Linked DNA regions of Homo sapiens: all the other regions are linked to region 1. The links are chromatin loops, found by intact Hi-C in ENCODE. Cell type or tissue: dorsolateral prefrontal cortex. All regions are shown on one strand. Region 1 overlaps RBPJ (recombination signal binding protein for immunoglobulin kappa J region). Region 2 overlaps LOC105374545 (a long non-coding RNA gene). Region 3 overlaps LOC124900690 (a long non-coding RNA gene).

What was found. Hi-C counts contacts between places; a loop is a spot of excess contacts. Peaks named below come from ENCODE experiments on the same cell type or tissue, not always from the same donor. Only the 100,000 strongest peaks of a DNase experiment are listed, where the experiment ranks them.
Region 2: a loop joins it to region 1, with 3.0 times the contacts of the local background. A loop is called at or near these places in 3 of 110 quality-filtered maps.
Region 3: a loop joins it to region 1, with 2.4 times the contacts of the local background. A loop is called at or near these places in 3 of 110 quality-filtered maps.

Annotation. Positions count from the first base shown.
Region 1 is chr4:26,409,802-26,412,301 of GRCh38, forward strand. The region is part of intron 3 of RBPJ (recombination signal binding protein for immunoglobulin kappa J region); the gene reads left to right. Among named protein-coding and RNA genes, the nearest start is that of CCKAR, 79 kb to the right of the region's middle. In dorsolateral prefrontal cortex, CTCF peaks have their summits at 1,092 (motif pointing left) and 1,292; no DNase peak of the experiment used is centred here; H3K27ac peaks cover 1,390 bases.
Region 2 is chr4:26,192,446-26,194,945 of GRCh38, forward strand. The region is part of intron 2 of LOC105374545 (a long non-coding RNA gene); the gene reads right to left. It also overlaps a transcript of RBPJ not described here. Among named protein-coding and RNA genes, the nearest start is that of LINC02357, 120 kb to the left of the region's middle. In dorsolateral prefrontal cortex, a CTCF peak has its summit at 1,273; no DNase peak of the experiment used is centred here.
Region 3 is chr4:26,238,322-26,240,821 of GRCh38, forward strand. The region is part of intron 1 of LOC124900690 (a long non-coding RNA gene); the gene reads right to left. It also overlaps a transcript of RBPJ not described here. Among named protein-coding and RNA genes, the nearest start is that of RBPJ, 81 kb to the right of the region's middle. RefSeq lists enhancers at 27-577, 578-1,126. In dorsolateral prefrontal cortex, a CTCF peak has its summit at 1,262; a DNase peak (open chromatin) is centred at 698; H3K4me3 peaks cover 1,319 bases; H3K27ac peaks cover 2,500 bases.

The DNA of each region.
Region 1 (2,500 bases):
TTCAATTTCTGTGTATTATTTGGGCATGGCCTAGCTGGTCTAAAACCCCAGTCAAAAGAAAGCTTTAACAATCTAAGCTTTGAAGTCCTCTAAAAAATGAACAAAAATGATGAAAAGGCCAGAGTAACTACTTTCCTATATTTTTACTGATTTGTATTGTTAAAAATTTCAAAGTAGACCTGCATTACTTTATGATAAAGGGGAAACCCATTAAATTTACTTGATTTTTTTAAAAAACAGGTGTTAGTAGTAAAGGACTGCTAATGCTAATCTAGCCCTCTGGATGTCTGTCAAACTGCCCTGGATTCAGAGAAGTGTTCTGGGCTCTTACTTGGTGGTGGAGTGCACAGTGGGAAGAGGATCTGTCTTCTTTCTTGCCGATCCTGGTTCAGGCCTTTTTGAAGAGTTGCAAAGGCGTAAGGCGTGAGGTTACCTGGGGGCATGATCACAGTCCTCTTGGCTGTGTCTTTTTGGCATACAAAATAACTCCAGTGAGTGATGCTTAAAAATACTTGGTTAGGAAATTTTATCTCCAAATTTAAAATTGTTCTTGATGTTAAATATGGTGCCTAATAACTAGTATTTATTTGCATGGCACATCTAGTACCCCATTTATATTAGTGATTAATTTCTCATTAAGTAAGATCTTAGGTTAAAGAATAAACTTTTTAAAAGATTATTTTATCTAGAGCTTTCTTGAAGGAAGTAATTAAGCAGTAGCAGTAATGATGCTGTTAAAACAATGAACAGTAAAGTCATTTAGACTGATTCTGAAGTCATATTGAGATTTGTGTTAATTGGCCAATTGTGGCATGCAAAAAGTTCCTAAATATGGTCCTTGTGAACTGAATAATCATCAAAGGTTAGTGATGATTCTGCAAAGGTAGCAAGATAATGCAAATATCATGAGTTTGGATTCTGTTTAACCTAATTTATTTTATATATTGGAATGGATAAAAAGCCTTCTTTGAATCTGTAAGGCAGTTTTCAGACATCATCTCAAGATTTGAGGAAATCAGTGGTTGAAACAGTCTCTGAAAATAAAGACAACTGTGAAAGGAGTAAAATTTTAAATGTGTGCATATCGCCACCAAGTGGCAGAGAAAGTATTGTTTGTTATAGTTGATAGAGCTGCTAGGGAAGATGAGAAAATAAAGGCAACGTGTTTTATAGGATATCTTTTTATAGCAGCAGTTAAATTCTGTAAGCTAACCACTTTTCAGACTTTTCACTGAGTGTTTGATACATATTGACCAACTGCCCAAATTTTAAAAAATAGTCAGTTTCACACACCTGGCCTAAAATACACCACATAAGATATATTTTAGGCCAGGTGCAGTGGCTCATGCCTGTAATCCCAACACTTTGAGAGGCCAAGACAGGAGGATCCCTTGAGACCAGGAGTTCAAGACCAGCCTGGGCAACATAGTGAAAGTCTGACTCTGTCTTTAAAATTAAATAAATAAATAAATAAATAAAGATGTATTTAAGTTTTCTTCTGTTAATTTGGTGGCCTTTTATTTTTACCCCACTCCCTTTAGTTTCTTTTGCGTGTATTCTTGCCTTTTTTTTTTGTATATATGCTGACTTTTATTCAATCACTAGATTTTTACGAAGTATGGGCAACAACTTGATTTGTTTGCCGTATTTTAGGGGATGATGATATTGGGATGTTTAAGGTATGATTTTATCAGCAATATAGAAATAATTTGAATGTTTAGATTATATTGGATTTGCTACTTCCATCATGGCTTTTTGAAATAATTTAGAGTTGACTTTTTTTTTTTTAAAGACTCAGACTATTGAAAAGTCTTCATTTTTCTTATATTTATTACATGATTGGAAAGCACTTTCAAGATAGAACCTTGGTCAGTGTTTTGAATAGAGAATTTTTTATCAACCTGATTTTTACCATTTCATGCATTTTGTCACAGTACTTTTGAGAAAACCAGCACTACTCATTCTTTTATCAGTTTAGCTCTCTTTATATTTTTCAGATGTGAAATTAAGAAGTACCATTTATGGGCCAGGCGCGGTGGCTCACGCCTGTAATCCCAGCACTTTGGGAGGCCGAGGCGGGCGGATCACGAGGTCAGGAGATCGAGACCATCCTGGCTAACATGGTGAAACCCCATCTCTACTAAAAATACAAAAAAAAAAAAAATTAGCCAGGCGTGGTGGCGGGTGCCTGTAGTCCCAGCTACTCGGGAGGCTGAGGCAGGAAAATGGCATGAACCTGGGAGGTGGAGCTTTCAGTGAGTGGAGGTCGCGCCACTGCACTCCAGCCTGGGTGACAGAGCAAGACTCCGTCTCAAAAAAAAAAAAAAAAAGTACCATTTATGATAACTCATTGAGATTTGACTACTGTATTTGGCATATAGGTTGCGCATTCCCAATCCAAAAATTCGAAGTGCTCCAAAATCTGAAAACCCCGAGTGCCAACATGACCCTGTAAGAGTCTTGCTCTGTCATCCAGGCTGGAGTACAGTGGCACTATCTT
Region 2 (2,500 bases), 220 kb before region 1:
TTGCTATTAATCATTAAATGCAATCACAGAACAAAAGGATTATGCAATACCCACTCATTAGATTAAAATGGCCAGTATCTAATGAGCACTTACTATATGCCAGTTACTACTCAAAGTTATTGACATATACTAGCACTTAATTGGTTCTCAACTCTATGAGGTGGGTCTGATTAACATCCCACTGCTGGATGAGGAAGTGAACAGAGACCAGTGGGCTGGCAGTTGGAAGACACAGCATGCAAACCCGGGAAGCCTGGCCCCACCAGTTTAGGTTTAACCATCACCACACATTGCCTCGCTGCCATGTAAGCCCATTTCTTATTATTTCCATTCCATAATAAGCACAATCACCATAATAGGCAGGATAACAGCCCTCCAAAATGTCCATATCCTAGTCACCAGAACCTGCAAATACGTCACCAAAGGGACTTTGCAGGTGTGATTACATTAGAGATCCTGAGATCGGGAGAATATCCTGGATTCTACAAGGGTCCTTATGAGTGAAAAAGGGAGACAGAAGAACCAGAATCAGAGAAGGGGATATGATGACAGAAGCAGAGGCTGGAGTGAGGCAGTTGCTGGCTTTGAAGATGGAAGAAGGAGCCATGAGCCAAGGAATTCAGGTCCCTAGAGGCTGGGACATTCAGAAAAAAAAGTGCAGCCCTGCTGACGTGGCACTTTTAGCTCCATTAAGATCCATGTCACCTTCTGACCTCCCAAACTGTAAAATAATAAATTTGTGTTCCTTTAAGCCACAGAACTAATGGGAAGTTATCACAGTAGTAATAGGAAATGAAAAGGCATGTATCAGTGGAGGGATGAATATTCACAAAGCGTTTCATACAAGCTGATCACAGCAACAGGTTGCCCAGAGCAACAAGGAGGCTCTTGCTTCCATATTGAAAATGAAGGTGCCTCTTGTCTCAGTTTTGGAATAAGTAAAGGTTATCCACAGAGACGCGTTCTCATTTTTACTTTTACAAAGTTGACTTTGGTGGTTCTTTTTATGAAAATTTCCCCTTTCTTCTTTGTTTCGGTGTCAATTTTTTTTTTAGTTGAAGACTTTTTAAAACTTTCCCTTCCTGAACATTTTCCACTGGGTTTGAGCCCTGAATCTGCCTTTCAACTTGCTCCAGAACACTGGCATCACCATAATCGCTAGTATAATAAATCATGGAACTATTACCCTTGCTCAACATAAGCACCTTCTCCACTCCCACAGAATTGCAATCGCTGCTGTCAGATTGTCTTCACACAGCTCAAGCTTCACACGGCAGCCAGAGGGAGCTTTTTAATCCAAAAATCTGACACTGCCTTTCCTGTTCTCCAGCTCCTTCCATAGCCCCCTCTTATGCTCAGAATGATGACCAGATTGCTAAGCCTGACCTCCAGAGCCTGCAATACCTGGCCCCTATTGCCTTCTCAGCCTCTATCTCCCTGCATAGTTTCCCATTCTCTGGTCCTACCAAGCTGCTCATTGCTTCAAAACATGGCAGGTTCTCCCAAGCCTCTCTCCCTCACACATCTTGCTTCCTTTACGTAGGGCAACATTCCCTCTCTCTTCCTTCAGGCTAATTCTATCCATTCCTTCCTTAGCTGATTATTACACCCAATTATCCCAGTGTCACCTGCAAAGACACGGGTAATAGCATTTGATAGACACACAGGTGTTTATCCAGAACATTCATCCCGTTTACTTCTGAACCATGGTTTCCTATGTCATCTATGTCTAATTTCTTGGCTGGATACTGGCCTGTCAGCCCCTTTCTCTGGCTCTTGGGTCTTGACCTTTCCCATTGGATAGTTGACACTATGAAACTTGCTCTGAGAATCTGGTACATTTGAGCCCCGGGTAAGAAACACTCCCAAAGGCTCTAGTCTCAGCCAGATATAAACATGCACATGAGCACACACACACATTTAATCCAGAAGAGAAACACTAAGGAGCACTGATATAATAACCATAGATAATATCTATTGAGCACTTGCAGCATGCCAGGCACTGTGCTAAGCACTTTAATAATCTTGTGCCCATTGTCAGATGAGGAAACTAGGTTCATGAAGATGAAATAACTTGTTCCGTGCCACACAGCCTATCAGTGATGGAACCACCAGGTCACATGACTTCAGAAAGCTCAGCCATCCCCCCAGAACAGATTTCTGGGCCTGTAGGCCCCCACCTATCACCACCACACTTCACCTCTCCTCTGAGCTAGCACAGTTACCTTTGCATTTTGTACCCTGGGTTCTAATTGTGTGGACCCGTGTGTCTCCACTAGACCATGAGCTTCCCAGAGGAAGAAGCTCAACTTTCATCTCAGAGCACACGATACAAATGCAAAATAAAATGTCTCCCTCAGAGAGTGGCTGTGACCAGTGGTCCTGAAGTCTCTGCTGCCCTGGTTTTGCACACCCTCCTAACCATATCTATGTGTGCACCTGCTAGGGAGCAAAGAATAAAATGTGAGACTCCTACTAACCCTCTCTGCCCAGGTTCCTG
Region 3 (2,500 bases), 170 kb before region 1:
AAAGTGCTGGGATTACAGGCATGAGCCACCATGCTTGGCTCAACCAAGTTCTTAACTTCTTTGAGCCTCAGCTTTCTTGTCTGTAAAACAAGGAGAATCATTGTATTAATGTATCTCATAGCTTCTATGCAGGGATAAAATAGAAGGAAGTATGGAAAGTGTAGTAAACATGCTTGGCACACTACAAGAGTTTTATAGTTGTAGGGTATCATCATTACTGTTGTGGCCAAAGGTCACAGAGCTGGTAAGTGACAAAGTCAATAAATGAATCCCAGCCTGACTCAGTGTGTGTGCACCTTCCCCTCTGCTGTGACATAGAAACAATCAACAGAAATGAGATGCAGTCGTTTTGAGAGCAGCTTTGGGGAGAGGGTTGGGCCAGCAGTTGGAGACAAGTGGGTGGTCATAATTCCGGAGAGCTTCCCAGAAGTGGTGGGGTCGCGGGAGGATATCTAGAGACAAGGAGGCAGGTGGCTGGGCAGATGGGGATGGCAGGGTTTACACAGTCAGGACAGCCAGGACAACGGCTTGGAAGAGTGAGTGGCGGCGGCTGTAAGACGCCAGCTTTGTTGGAACAAAGCAGCAGGTGAGAGAGCCACAGAGATCAACGCTCCAGGCACCCAGGGAGAGCAGACGCAGAAGAAAACACTTGGCAGGAACAGGGCGGCACCATTTGCCTTTTTCAATCAATCAGACAACAATTGAGGGATGGCCTATGAAGCAAAGCCCTATTCCCCAACCCCCACACACACCACCAAAGCAACGACTGCTCAGATAATAGCCTAACTTCCAAGACCTGCTCCTCCCTCCTCAAGCCAGCCGGACCATGATCAGCCATATAGAAATTTATTTTTATTACTGAGCTCCTATTTCTGCTTTTGCCATCACCACAGATCAGTTCGGGTTTTGTATCCCAGCCAAGTGCTTTTCATATTTTCCAGATCACTCAAAAGTCTGTATCCGCTGCCTGGAGCAGGTTTAAGGAACAATCTGAGATTTCTTTCTGAATAAGCAGTTATTTGTACTTTGTTTTGCTTTTCTTGGTTACTGAAGAGAAACAGTGACATAAAGAAAGCACTGGTAACACTTTGCATTGAGCAGCACAAATGTCAATGGTAGTGACTCTGCAAATAAATAGTTACATTGTCAGGCGCACAAGAGTCTCATTGAGGAAATCTGTGCTGTGACTGCTAACAGGGTTAACACTTTAAGCACAATGTAATCAAGAAAAGGCTTGTAAACTTTGCTCCAAGTGACCTCTGCCTGTACTAAAAGCAAATGTCAACCAAGGATCCCAGGATACATTTTCAGAGCAGTCATGGTGTAGTTAATGCATCCTTTATAGTGCACTGGAGGGAAGGGAAGGAAAGTAACAGAGAAGAGAAGAAAAAAAGGAGAAGAGAAGAGGGGAGGGGAGGGGAGGGGAGAGGAGAGGAGAGGAGAGACCTGGGTAGAGTTAAACTTTGTTTATGGGGAAATGGCAAAGTCCCCTTGTTTCAGTGATGACAGTGAATTCCGTTATGCTGTTTCATTCTCTATTTTCATCACAGTTCCACTCAAAGCCAAAATATATTTTTTAATGAATTGTAAAATGTAGTTTTCCACTTTGCAAAATTTTTCTTGTAAAGGATGTTTTATAAAGAAAATAAGATCCTGTTAGCAGAAATTTAAGTGACGAAATACTTAGGACTCCCAGCACCCCGTCCTCTGAGCCTTGGCAGAGCAAAGTTCCGTGTGAGCAAAACTTCCCTGTCATTCCCTGTTTAGAGTTGCCAGATTTCACAAATAATACAGAATGCCCAATTAACACTGAATTTCAGATAAATCACAAATAATATTTTTAGTGTAACTATACCCCAACATCGCATGAGGCCTACTAAAAAATCATTTGCCGTTTATCTGAAATGCAAATTTAACTGGATGTCCTGTTTTTCATTTAACAACTCTACTTCTGTTAGTTACTCTTCTTTCTTACCTTGACTTTTACTTTTTGCCATTCCCTGGGATACCCCGTCTGGGTCATTCATTCCTCCTTTCAAATACTTTATTCTCTAAACTATACCCTCCTCTCCAGATCAATAACATTCACACAGTATGAATTAATCTGGGACAGACATTTAGAAGAAATTCGTCTGAACATATAATTATTAAACACCCACAAAGTGCCAGATGTAGGATTAGAGGGAGAGAAAAGCAACCAAGCTATACCCGTGCTGAAGTAGGGAAGGACGTATTTAAGAAGAACATGAGGAAGAGCATGTTTTAGTGGGCTCTTGTCTATGGAAGGGGGTCCTTGATGTCTTCAGAAGGTGAAAACCAAAATGATCATTTGGATTCCAGATTCATCTGTTGAACCCATACTGCATTCCAGGTTTAATGTTAGATAGACCTTTCATGTTTATCCTGCTGATTTTCTTCTTGAAATTTTCACACAGAAGATGTGAAAAGGTTTTGGACTCTCAAACTGCCTTCGTTTTGTGCAATATCCTGTGACCCCCAA